2 separate regions of the Homo sapiens genome follow, and region 1 is linked to region 2. A link is a contact called in ENCODE Hi-C or POLR2A ChIA-PET data. All regions are on one chromosome and are shown on one strand. Each heading gives the region's core, a stretch centred on a gene start or an enhancer-like site at or near the end of the contact. The rest is flanking DNA. Distances are from core to core; before and after follow the strand shown. Region 1 overlaps EPCAM-DT (EPCAM divergent transcript). Region 2 holds the start of LINC01118 (long intergenic non-protein coding RNA 1118).

Region 1 (4,905 bases), core at 729-3,228, 510 kb after region 2:
AAGACCTAGTGCTGGGTTGGACCTATGGGGAGACCCAGAGGTTCATAACTCTGTCTCTGCCCTCAAGGAGTTTAGCATCCAGGGATTTAGGTGGTATTTGGGTCACTTTGGACCTCACCATGGGCACAGGAAAAAAATCCAGGAAATGTCTTCCTCAGTGTCAGCCTGAGCAAAATAATGCCCCAGCTGACATTTCTGTGTCTAGAAATGTTTACACAGGGATTGCACTGTGCAGAGCACTATACCACATGGATTTGCCTTTGTAGGTTGTACTATACTTGCACATTTCCAAGGGCTGAGGAAGGGAAGGTGAGAAACGTGGTGATGAGCCCCACTGTGGCCAGCACTGTGCCAAGCGATCTTTAAAGGTGGTGGTTTTAGCCTTACAACCACCTGGGTGGCCAGTATCTTCATTCTCACTCTGCAGTGGAGAGATTACAGCTTTAGATACTGAATGCTGTGGCTCAGGGGGCTGGGGCTGACAGTGCACCCTCGTAAGCCAGTGGGGAAGAAGTCTGGCGGCAAGGTAGCTGGCAGCTTAGGAAGCACCTGGGCTGCTTGCTAAGGAGTGGGACTTTCTTCCAGAAGCTACAGGGGGCCCAGTACAGTAGTGAGAGAGCCATCTGATCAAATCTGTTGGAAAGCTGCCTGGCAGCTGTGTGAGGGCTGGGTGGGGAAGGGGGAGGAAAGATTGCAGAATGAGATCAGAGAGAGGACTATGGAAGGACAAATCTGTTTTCCCTCCTCCCCCTATCCCATGCATACCGAATAACAGTCTCTAGAATCAAAACAAGCATTTTATTTTATTTTGTTTTTCAAGACAGTGTCTCAATCTGTCACCCAGGCTGGAGTGCAGTGGCATAATCTCGGCTCACTGCAACCTCTGCCTCCTGGGTTCAAGTGATTCTCCTGCCTCAACCTCCCGAGCAGCTGGGACTAGAGGTGAGTGTCACCACACCTGTCTAATTTTTGTATTTTTAGTATAGATTAGGTTTCACCATGTTGGCTGGCTGGTTTCGAGCTCCTGACCTCAAATGATCCTCTTGCCTCAGCCTCTCAAAGTGCTGGGATTATAGGCATGAGCCACTGCGCCTGGCCAAAGCAAGCATTTTAATAACCCATTTTAAAATTTTAGACCCAAGTCAGTGACCCCTGTATTAATTTCGGTAATCAAAAGTTGGCTAAATTGAGCCAGCTGAGTGAGACAAGGTTGTGCACTCAGCACTACCCTGGCAGGTGGCTGCTAGGAAGACATGCTAGAAAAGATTGGCCATCGTGACAAAGGGAGAGCAGGTGAAGGCACTGACGGGGTTTGGGATTTAGGCAGACCTGAGGTTGATTTCTGGCTTAGCCATTTACTAGTCATGAAACATTGAAAACATCATTTAATCTCTCCGATTTTCTTTACTTCATCTTTAAAATAAGGGTCAGCTGGGTGTGCTGGCTCACACCTGTAATCCCAGTACTTTGGGAGGCTGAGGCAGGAGAATCACTTGAGCCCTGGAGTTCGAGACCAGCCTAGGCAACACAGTGAGACCCCCCCCCCCCCGCCAATCTTTACAAAAAAAATACAAAAATTAGCCAAGTGTAGTGGTGTGCACCTGTAGTCCCAGTTATTTGGGAGGCTAAGGCGGGAGGATTACTTGAGCCCCGGAGGTCAAGGCTGCAGTGAGCCCTGATCACTATATTCCAGCCTGGACAACAGTGAGACCCTGTCTCAAAAACTACACTACACTACACTACACACTACACTACACTACACTACACACTACACTACACTACACTACACTACACTACACTACACTACACCACACTACACCACACTACACTACGGGTCATCAACTTTCTCTTGCATGATTGCACGAGTACTATATTCAAAGTGACTAGCACACCAGTGGTGCTTGGTAGGGACTAGCTAAAATATCCTCATTCCGACCTGGGAGCCACAGTGATGGCGCACATCTGCCTGGCCCCTTCCTGTGGAGCAACACTGCCCTTCAGTGGCTAAACAGTGAATGACAGGTGTGCCGGCTGCTCCCACCCAGCCCTGCATTCCACACGTCAGAAGAGTTGTTTAAGGGTCAGACCTGCCGCATGTACTTTTCACAAAGTTGGAGCCCTACCTTGGCCAGCAGGTGACAGGTCCCACTGTCCCCAGGACAGGGCGAACTCAAGGCCAGTGGATTCTGAATCTTGGGCTGGGAAGAAAACACAAGCTCAAGTAGTCTTGGAACAGCTCTCTAGAGATGGCCATGACCTCCAACCCACTCCACCCTAGCCACAAGAATAGTGTAAATGAAAAGCAAATGCCAGTGGCACATTCTGGCACCCCTTGGCAAAACAAGGAAGGAAGCCATTCCACAAACACTTAGCGGGCACCGTCCAGGCCTCTGGGTCCGTGCTAGGCTGCAGATACCATGGCCAACAAAAAGGAAGCTGACTATTTAGTTGGGAGAAGGACATTAATGAAACAATCACCCAGATACGTAATTGCAGACTATAACAAGGATCTGAAGGGAAGGCTCAGGGTGCTGACTCCATCCAGGACAAGATAAGGAGTGCTCCTTGGTGCTACTGTGGGCTTCATGAGCACCTCCTGGTGAAGCCACTGCCCCTGGGGCCTGTGCACACTGTGGACATTGAAATGCTCACTGCTTCTGGAAGTGGGCTGATGTGGCTCTGGGCTGTCTACGCCTCCAGCTGGTAGATAGGAGTCAGGGAAGTCACCAAAAGATGAATAGGCATTAGTAAGTACTGGTGGAAACCCAGGAGCGGGAATGCCATGCTCAAAGGCTCTGAGGTGGGCCCGGCACAGTGGCTCACACCTGTAATCCCAGCACTTTGGGAAGCCGAGGCAGGAGGATGGCTTGAGCCCAGGAGTTCGAGACCAGCCTGGGCAACATGGCAAAACCCTGTCTCTACAAAAAAAAAAAAAAAATAGCTGGGTATAGCAGTGTGCACCTGTAGTCTCAGCCACTCAGGAGGCTGAGATGGAGGATTGCCTGAGCCCAGGACGTAGAGGCTGCAGTGAACTGTGATTGTGCCACTACACTCCAGCCTAGACAACAGAGCAAGACCCTGCCAAAAAAAAAAAACAACAAACAAACAAAAAAACAAAAAGGCCCCGAGGTGGGGTCCCATGGGGATATCTTTAAGGAAATGTGTCTGGAGCTCAGAAACCCAGAACAAGAGTAGTGCAGGTGACACTAGGGCAGTAGGCAGGGCAAGGCCTTAGGCACTGGGGGGCAATATCAGGGGTGTGGTCTTGATCCTAAGACAGTGGGACACCACAGACAATGCTCCTGCCTCCCTGCCAGCTGTCCTCCTTCAGGGATAAGGCCCCTTTTGCTGCCTCCCTCCTCCCCTCACTGCCCAGGGTGCCTCCATCAAGTCTTCTCTGGATTTCATCCTTTTCTCCCAACTCCCAGTAACATCCTCTCAAATTAAGTCTGGGATTTTTTTTCTTCCTCCCTTCTTACCACAGTAAAATTCTGTTAGATAAAAACTAGCATTTAAAACCATACTCCAGGGCAGGTTCAGTGGCTCACACCTGTAATCCCAGCATTTTGGGAGGCTGAGGTGGGCGGATCACCTGAGGTCAGGAGTTCGAGACCAGCCTGGCCAGTATGGTGAAACCTCGTCTCTACTAAAAATAATGAAAAATAGCTGAGCATGGTGGCACATGCCTGTAATCCCAGCTGCTCAGGAGGCTGAGGCAGGAGAATCGCTTGAATCCGGGAGGTGGAGGTTGCAGTGAGCTGAGATCACACCACTGAACTTCAGCCTGGGGGACAGCGCAAGACTTCGTCTCAAAAACAAACCAAAAAAAGCATACTCCAGTCAGGCCCAGTGGCTCTCGCCTGTAATCCCAGCACTTTGGGAGGACGAAGTGAGAGGAGAGCTTGAGCCCAGGAGTTTGAGACCAGCCTGGACTACATGGCAAGACCCTGTCTCTAAAAAAAAATTTCTTAATTAAAAATAAATAAATAGAAACCACACTCACACTTCTAAGCTGCAAGGACTTGTTGCCAGCCCCGTATGCTCATCCCTGTGTGGGCTGAGCCCGGGAATGAAAGAGGAAATGTACTCCGACCTTGCCCCTGAGGGGCTTCCCATCTCGCCCTGAATCCAGGGGCTACCTTTCAGCCAGCTGCACTACTCCATTCAATGGAAATGGCACTTGGAAATGCTTCTTCTCTTTCTGAACATTTAGGTCCTCACACAGCAACCAAGCCAGTGGTCAGTGAGTGCATTTTGTGAACGCTTTGAGGTATAGAAGGAAAGAGCACTGGACCCCTGCAGTCTGAAAACATGGGTTTGTAACCTGGCCCTGCCATTTTTCAGGCTGTGTGTCCTTAAACAAGACTTCTCTGAGCCTCGATTTCTTCGTTAGTAGAGTGGGGTAAACAAGACTTTCCCTGTCTACCTTGCAGAGGGTTTATGGGGATCGTATGAAGTACCACAGTGGTTCCTGGATGGCAGTCCTTAAACAGGTGCTACACATGAGGACGTTTTCACCAGCCCACGGTGAGATGAGGAAAATCAGGACAACGAAAGGAGGTGTTTACAAAGGTAGATTTATTCAACCTAAAGGCCTGGACTGTACTCTGAGATTGTGTCTTTCTTGGGGTTTATTTGCATTGAAATTACATTTACTTTATGAAATGATAGTGATGTTAGCAGATTTTTAAAAATGTTTTTACTTAACAAAATTAAAGTACAACTACCCAGTTTGGGAGATCTTACCAGTCTGTAAAGCCCCAAACCCTTTTGAGTCAGTGAACCAGAAAGCCTTGGCAAACCACAAAGAGCTACGACCAGAGGCCACCTCTTGCTGTCTTCCTTTGCTGCCCCTCTGCTAGCTAAAGCCTGTGTGGTAGGGGTGGGTTCCAAGGGTCAAGGCCC
Region 2 (5,264 bases), core at 2,368-4,867:
AGGTACTCTTGCTCCAGAGTTACAGATGAGAAAACTGAGGCTCAGAGAGAGCAAGTAACATGCCCAGAGTCACCCAGCTAGTGAGGGACAGAGGTAGGATTTCAATCCCAGGCTGCTTTGGCTCAGCTCCAACAAGCTGTCCATGCAGGAGCAGGAGGCCAACTGTGCAGGGCCTGGGGACCAGTGGTGCAGACGGGACCCACGCTGCAGACGTTCACTCCAGATGGATGCTGAAAGACAGAGGAGCCCTGAGGCCTGGCAAGGAGAACCGTAGGCTTTGGTGGTCAGCCAGGCCCGGCTGGAGGGTGGCTGAGCCTATGAAGTCTGGGAAGCAGTTGGGCCATGAAAGTGATGCCCAGCAGTCTCTGTTTTTGCTGTTTTCCAGCTTTCCAGCCTCCGAGCAACTTGGCATCTGTATGAGAAAACCCAGTCAGCCCTCATCTCAGATGCAGGTGCAACACATATGGCCGTCAAGCTGGGCAGACCTGAGTTTGAATCCTGAGCCTACCGCTCGTTAACTGTTAGACCCTGAAAAAGTGCCTCAACCTCTCTTGAGCCTCCACTTTCCATACCTGTCATGTTTATTTAACAATACCTACCTCTCAGCATTTTCATGAAAGTTTTAAGATGATATTATTATGAGTAGCAGCTGTATAACAGTAATAATAACTCATGTATACTGAGTGTATTTATATGCCCTGTACTATGCTGAGAACTTTACATACATTACCACATTACCTGACTTAACCTTCAAAACACCTCTCTGAAGAATTGCTGTTACATAACAGCCCCATTTTACCTGCAAGAAATGGAAGCTCAGAGTTCTTTGTTGCCCAGGTCACGTGGTTAGCAAATAGAGTCAGGGTCAGAATTTGAACCCTGGTCTGCGTGCGCCTGCAGCCCACCAATATGAGTCTTAATGAACAAAGTACCTACCATACAGTAGACCCTTAACAAATGGGAGTTCGAGTCCTTTCTTTCTCCCCTAAATGCACAGATTTTCACAGTGCCCTCTGAGATTTGCTTTAGAGCTTGCCCACATGGAGTTTTCAGAAAGTCAGGAGAAAGCGAGGTGGTGGGTGCATCCCCCGATCCAGGGACCCCTCCCTCCCCCCGCTCAGCCTTCCTTCCTTTTAGGGTTTGGCAAAGGCTGCTTCACTCGAGGCCTCTCATGGAGCTGGAAACAATGCGAGTTTATTTTGGCACGGCAAAGAGGGCCCGATTCCCCTTCTCTGGACGCCTCTGTGGGAAGAGGACTAGAGAATGTGGCCCAGGCCGCTGTCAGTTCCCGTTACTCTCCCCAGCACGTCCACGGCCGAGTCACAGCCATCACATGTAGCTCTGAGAAGGAAATGAGATAAGAGCTTTCTTTCCACTTCAGACTGATCATAAAATTTCCCCTCCTCTCTCCACGCTCCCCCACAAAAAGAAGTTGAACCAAGGACATGGTGCTGCCGTTAAACTGAATACTCTTAGCAGATCTCTTCTCAGTCCTGTGGGGACATCCTCACCTGGGTATTTGGCTACCTGTGGCAGATACGATAAGCAGGGCCCATGGCCAGTGTGGTGATGGAAGTCATAGACACTCAGAGTGGCAAGGGACTGTCACTGTCCTCTGATCCCAGCCCCTACCTGGCTTAGATTCAGATTCAGCCAGTATTTATCAGATGCCAACCCTGGGCCAAGCCAGGAGTGCTTTTGCATCTGTTATTTCATATTTCAGAATCCACACAACGTTCTTTTTGGAAAGGCCTTACTTTCCCATCTTTACAAATGTGGAAACTGTGGCTCAGAGAGGTCAAGTAGTTGGCTCAAGATCATGACGTGAGTAGGTCAGTGGTAGCGCTAGGATATGGTCTTCCAGCTCTGAGACCAAGCCCTGTCTGTCCCAGGCACAGGAGGAGTCTCTTCTACAACACTCCAGGTAGAAGATTCATCCAGACTTTGAATTCCTTGGGTATTCCTTATTTCTAAGGAAAGTCTCATCTAAAATGTTTTTAGGGGTTGAACTAAAACCTACCTCTCTCTCACTTTCATCTATGGGTCCTATAAGTCCTAAATCTAACTCCAGGCAAAGGGAAGAAAGCCAGAGCTCTGCCCTTGGCCATGTCTGTTCTTCAGAGATGAGAAGATGGCCCCAGATGACCCTTGGCTGCCCCACCCCTGTCCTAGAACCAGCCCTGCCACTTCCTAAATGTGGACTCATTTCTTAACATCTCTGAGTTGCCATCAGATGGGGGCGATGGTGTCTACGTTGCCAGATGGCTGAGGGACTCAATGAGAGGATGTCTCAAATGCACTTCCCCCAGAGCCTGCACACAATTAGCTCTCAGCCAATGGCAGCTATTGTTGTTTTATCGTCAATAGTATTTAACCTCTCCAAACCTTGGTTCCTTTTCTATGGAGTGGGAATTATAATACCTACTTTCGTTTCCCCCATCAACGCAAGTAGGCATTCCAATAATACCAACTTCACATGTCTGGGAGGAACGCACAACGATGCAGGCAGAGAGCGCTCAGAAACTATGAAAAGCAGGTCACGTGCTCTGGCACCCTGGCTGCCTTTTTGGGGAGCCTGTTTCCTGAGCCTTCTGTCCTTCACCAGAATTTTCAGGGTTGTGATGTTTTTCTCTTCAAAAGCATCTCCTCTGTAGCCCACTCCCCACCCCCAACAAACTTTTTTGAGCTAAAGAGAAAAAAAAAAACCATACAAATAGACAAGTGTTTAGTTGGCCAGGTGCAGTGGCTCACGCCTGTAATCCCAGCACTTTGGGAGGCTGAGGCAGGTGGATCTCTTGAGGTCAGGAGTTTGAGACCAGCCTGGCCAACATGGTGAAACCCTGTCTCTACTAAAAATACAAAAAAAGTAGCCGAGTGTGGTGGTGGATGCCTGTAATCCCAGCTACTTGGGAGGCTGAGGTGGGAGAATTGCTTGAACCTGGGAGGTGGAGGTTGCAGTGAGCCGAGATCATGCCACTGCACTCCAGCCTGGGTGACAGAGTGAGACTCCGTCTCCAAAAACCAAAAACCAAAACAAAACCAAAAGAAAAGTGTTTTGTCTCTTTTTTGCCTCTGCATGCACCCTGGGGTCAGCTGGAGTCTTCCCACCCTTTACAATATAACAAGGGTGATTCAAATCCCCTATCCTGGAGGTGGTAAAACTCAAAAGACAGTTGAGGGTAGAAGACGAAATGGCACGCATCTCAAAGACAGAGAGCAGAGAAGGTGTGCAGGTGCGGAAAGGACTGCTAGTGTCCACAGGGAACCCAAGGCCACTGACCTGGAGGGTGGGAGAGAAATGGGCGGGAATCGGAGGATGTTGGGAGAGGGAGGAAGGTGGCCCACACCTCAGCTGGGAGGCCCTATTGGAGTGCACAGGCCCCTTTGCTTGAAATCCAGGAGAAGGGGGCTCCTGAGGCTAGAATTTGTGTAGTTCTTAAAAGTTTTCAGAAGCACATTTTCCCCTGTAGATTCTTTCCTGGAACAATCCCACCAAGCCTGCAAGGTGAGGAAGGAAATTGAACACGCCCCTCCTGAGCTCCTCAGGTGCACCTCGTGCTGCTGTCCTGGGGCCATCTCCCAACTCCTCCCAACCCCTCATAGCCCTGCTCTGGAGCAGGTAAATATTCCTCACGCCAGCAGGTGAGGAGGCTGGGGCCAGATGACAGCTAGTGAGGGAGCAGAGACAAGACAAGGCGAGCCTGTGACAGAGCGAGACCCTGTCTCAAAAAACAAAAACAAGACATGTGAGCTTGGACTCCAGTGTGGAATCCCATGTCCGCTCAGTGCACCTTTCTGCCGCTGAAAGTACAAGAGGAGAGGGGAAACCCACAGGTGGAGCTGACCATGAGGACTGTCACAGGTGAGCTCAGGGGCTTGGGCGCCACCCCACAGGCCATGGGGGGCTGCTGACCAACTCTGGGAGTGACATCATGAGGAATGTGGCATTTTAGGACAGTTGCCTTCTTAATGAAGAGGACTCTGCTGAGTCTGGTGTAGCCAGGGGTGGCAGGAGCCAGCTGACATGGGTATGAGGGCTACTCCCTGACCCTCTCGGGAGGGTGTTACTAGCAGCAGCCACTGCAGCCCTGAGCCCCAGAAACACCATTGTGGAGGCTTACAGTGCCTTCTCGAAGCTACCCAGCTTTCCCTCACCAGGGGCTGGTCCTTGGTTCCCACCTGCTGCCATTCTTCCAGCTTTGAGAGGCAAATCCAGAAATCAGCCCTCCAGCTTCCTCTACCAAGAAGACTGGCGGTTACAACCCTGGCTCTGTGGGGCTTCTCTTGCCCTCTCTTCTGACTGCCCTACTTGGCTCCAGGTGAGGGTGAGAGGAAGCTGGAGATGGAAGATGCAGCTGGGGGAACTCACCAGGCAGGTCTCAGGTGAGAAGGGTGGGTGGGGAACCCGGCCCTGGCCCAGAGCACTGGAACTGTCCAGCAACCCTGGGGAAGGTGAAAAACCACCACTGAGTAGGCGGTGACCTGTTGGGTGTCGGTGAGGGGAGCCCATGGGCTGCAAAAGGCACATTGGGGTCTCCCTCTTCCCATTCACACTTCACCCTCCAGTCACCCCAGCTTGGCCCAGGGCCAGGCAGGGGAGGCGCTGATCAGTCATCAGTAGTGCCGCGATCACAGTTTTCAGAGCTCCTTCCCTGCCTTAGCCTTCTTGATCCCTCAACAGCTCCTTGCAGGAGGGAGGTAGGGCAAGCTTTGTCTTAGTTTACAGATATGGAAACTGAGGCTCAGAGAGCTCATATGACTTCTCAAAGCCATGCAGTTGATGAGGGACAGAGTGAGGTCTAAATGCAGGACCTCCCAAGAATGGTGGACTTTTCCTCTCTGCCTTGTCCCCCCACTTCCTCTGTCAACTCTAGGAAGATTGGTCTGGGGACCCCTGCAAAGGCACAGATGGGAATAAGCACCTTGGTCAAAGGATGATAAGGAAAATGGTGGACAGATGGGTTGAAGAAGGATCGCTTGATTGAATTATTGAGACCTTATTTCCCTGAGCCTCCATCAGGTGATCCTTATATCTGTCCTGGAACACTAGACCACCCAGAAACAGGTGCAGCAACCCGGGCCAGCCCAGGCCGCTCATTCTGCTCCTCCTCTTGCCTCTCCTCCTCCAGGGAACTCTTTGAATAAGAGGACACCAGATCATGCCTGCAGTTCCAGCCCAGGGTGAGGTTGAAACACTTATGCTTCCTATTTAAAGCCACATCTCATTCATCATTTCAGCACCAATCAACAATTAAACCTGATTC

What was found. Hi-C counts contacts between places; a loop is a spot of excess contacts on that map. ChIA-PET counts read pairs that join two places held with the same protein, here RNA polymerase II (POLR2A). Pooled maps may share reads with other maps.
Region 1: a pooled map shows a loop between it and region 2 (2.4-fold over the local background). The contact joins the enhancer-like site here to the promoter of LINC01118 in region 2. A Hi-C loop is called at or near these places in 2 of 168 maps with a recorded cell type or tissue (Caco-2 and K562) and 2 of 50 pooled maps. POLR2A ChIA-PET finds 5 or more read pairs at or near these places in 1 of 52 experiments (AG04449).

What each region holds. Positions count from the first base shown.
Region 1 is chr2:47,321,298-47,326,202 of GRCh38, forward strand. The region is part of intron 3 of EPCAM-DT (EPCAM divergent transcript); the gene reads right to left. Among named protein-coding and RNA genes, the nearest start is that of BCYRN1, 12 kb to the right of the region's middle. RefSeq lists a silencer at 1,873-2,167 and enhancers at 1,873-2,167, 2,149-2,308. Within about 2 kb of position 1,979, at least 3 of the 41 ENCODE cell types and tissues checked have a DNase peak (open chromatin) inside an H3K27ac peak, as active enhancers do.
Region 2 is chr2:46,813,051-46,818,314 of GRCh38, forward strand. LINC01118 (long intergenic non-protein coding RNA 1118) reads left to right here and starts at 3,618. Exons shown (of 4, transcript NR_034099.1): 1 at 3,618-3,862; 2 at 4,198-4,383; 3 at 5,130-5,181. RefSeq lists a silencer at 2,876-3,140.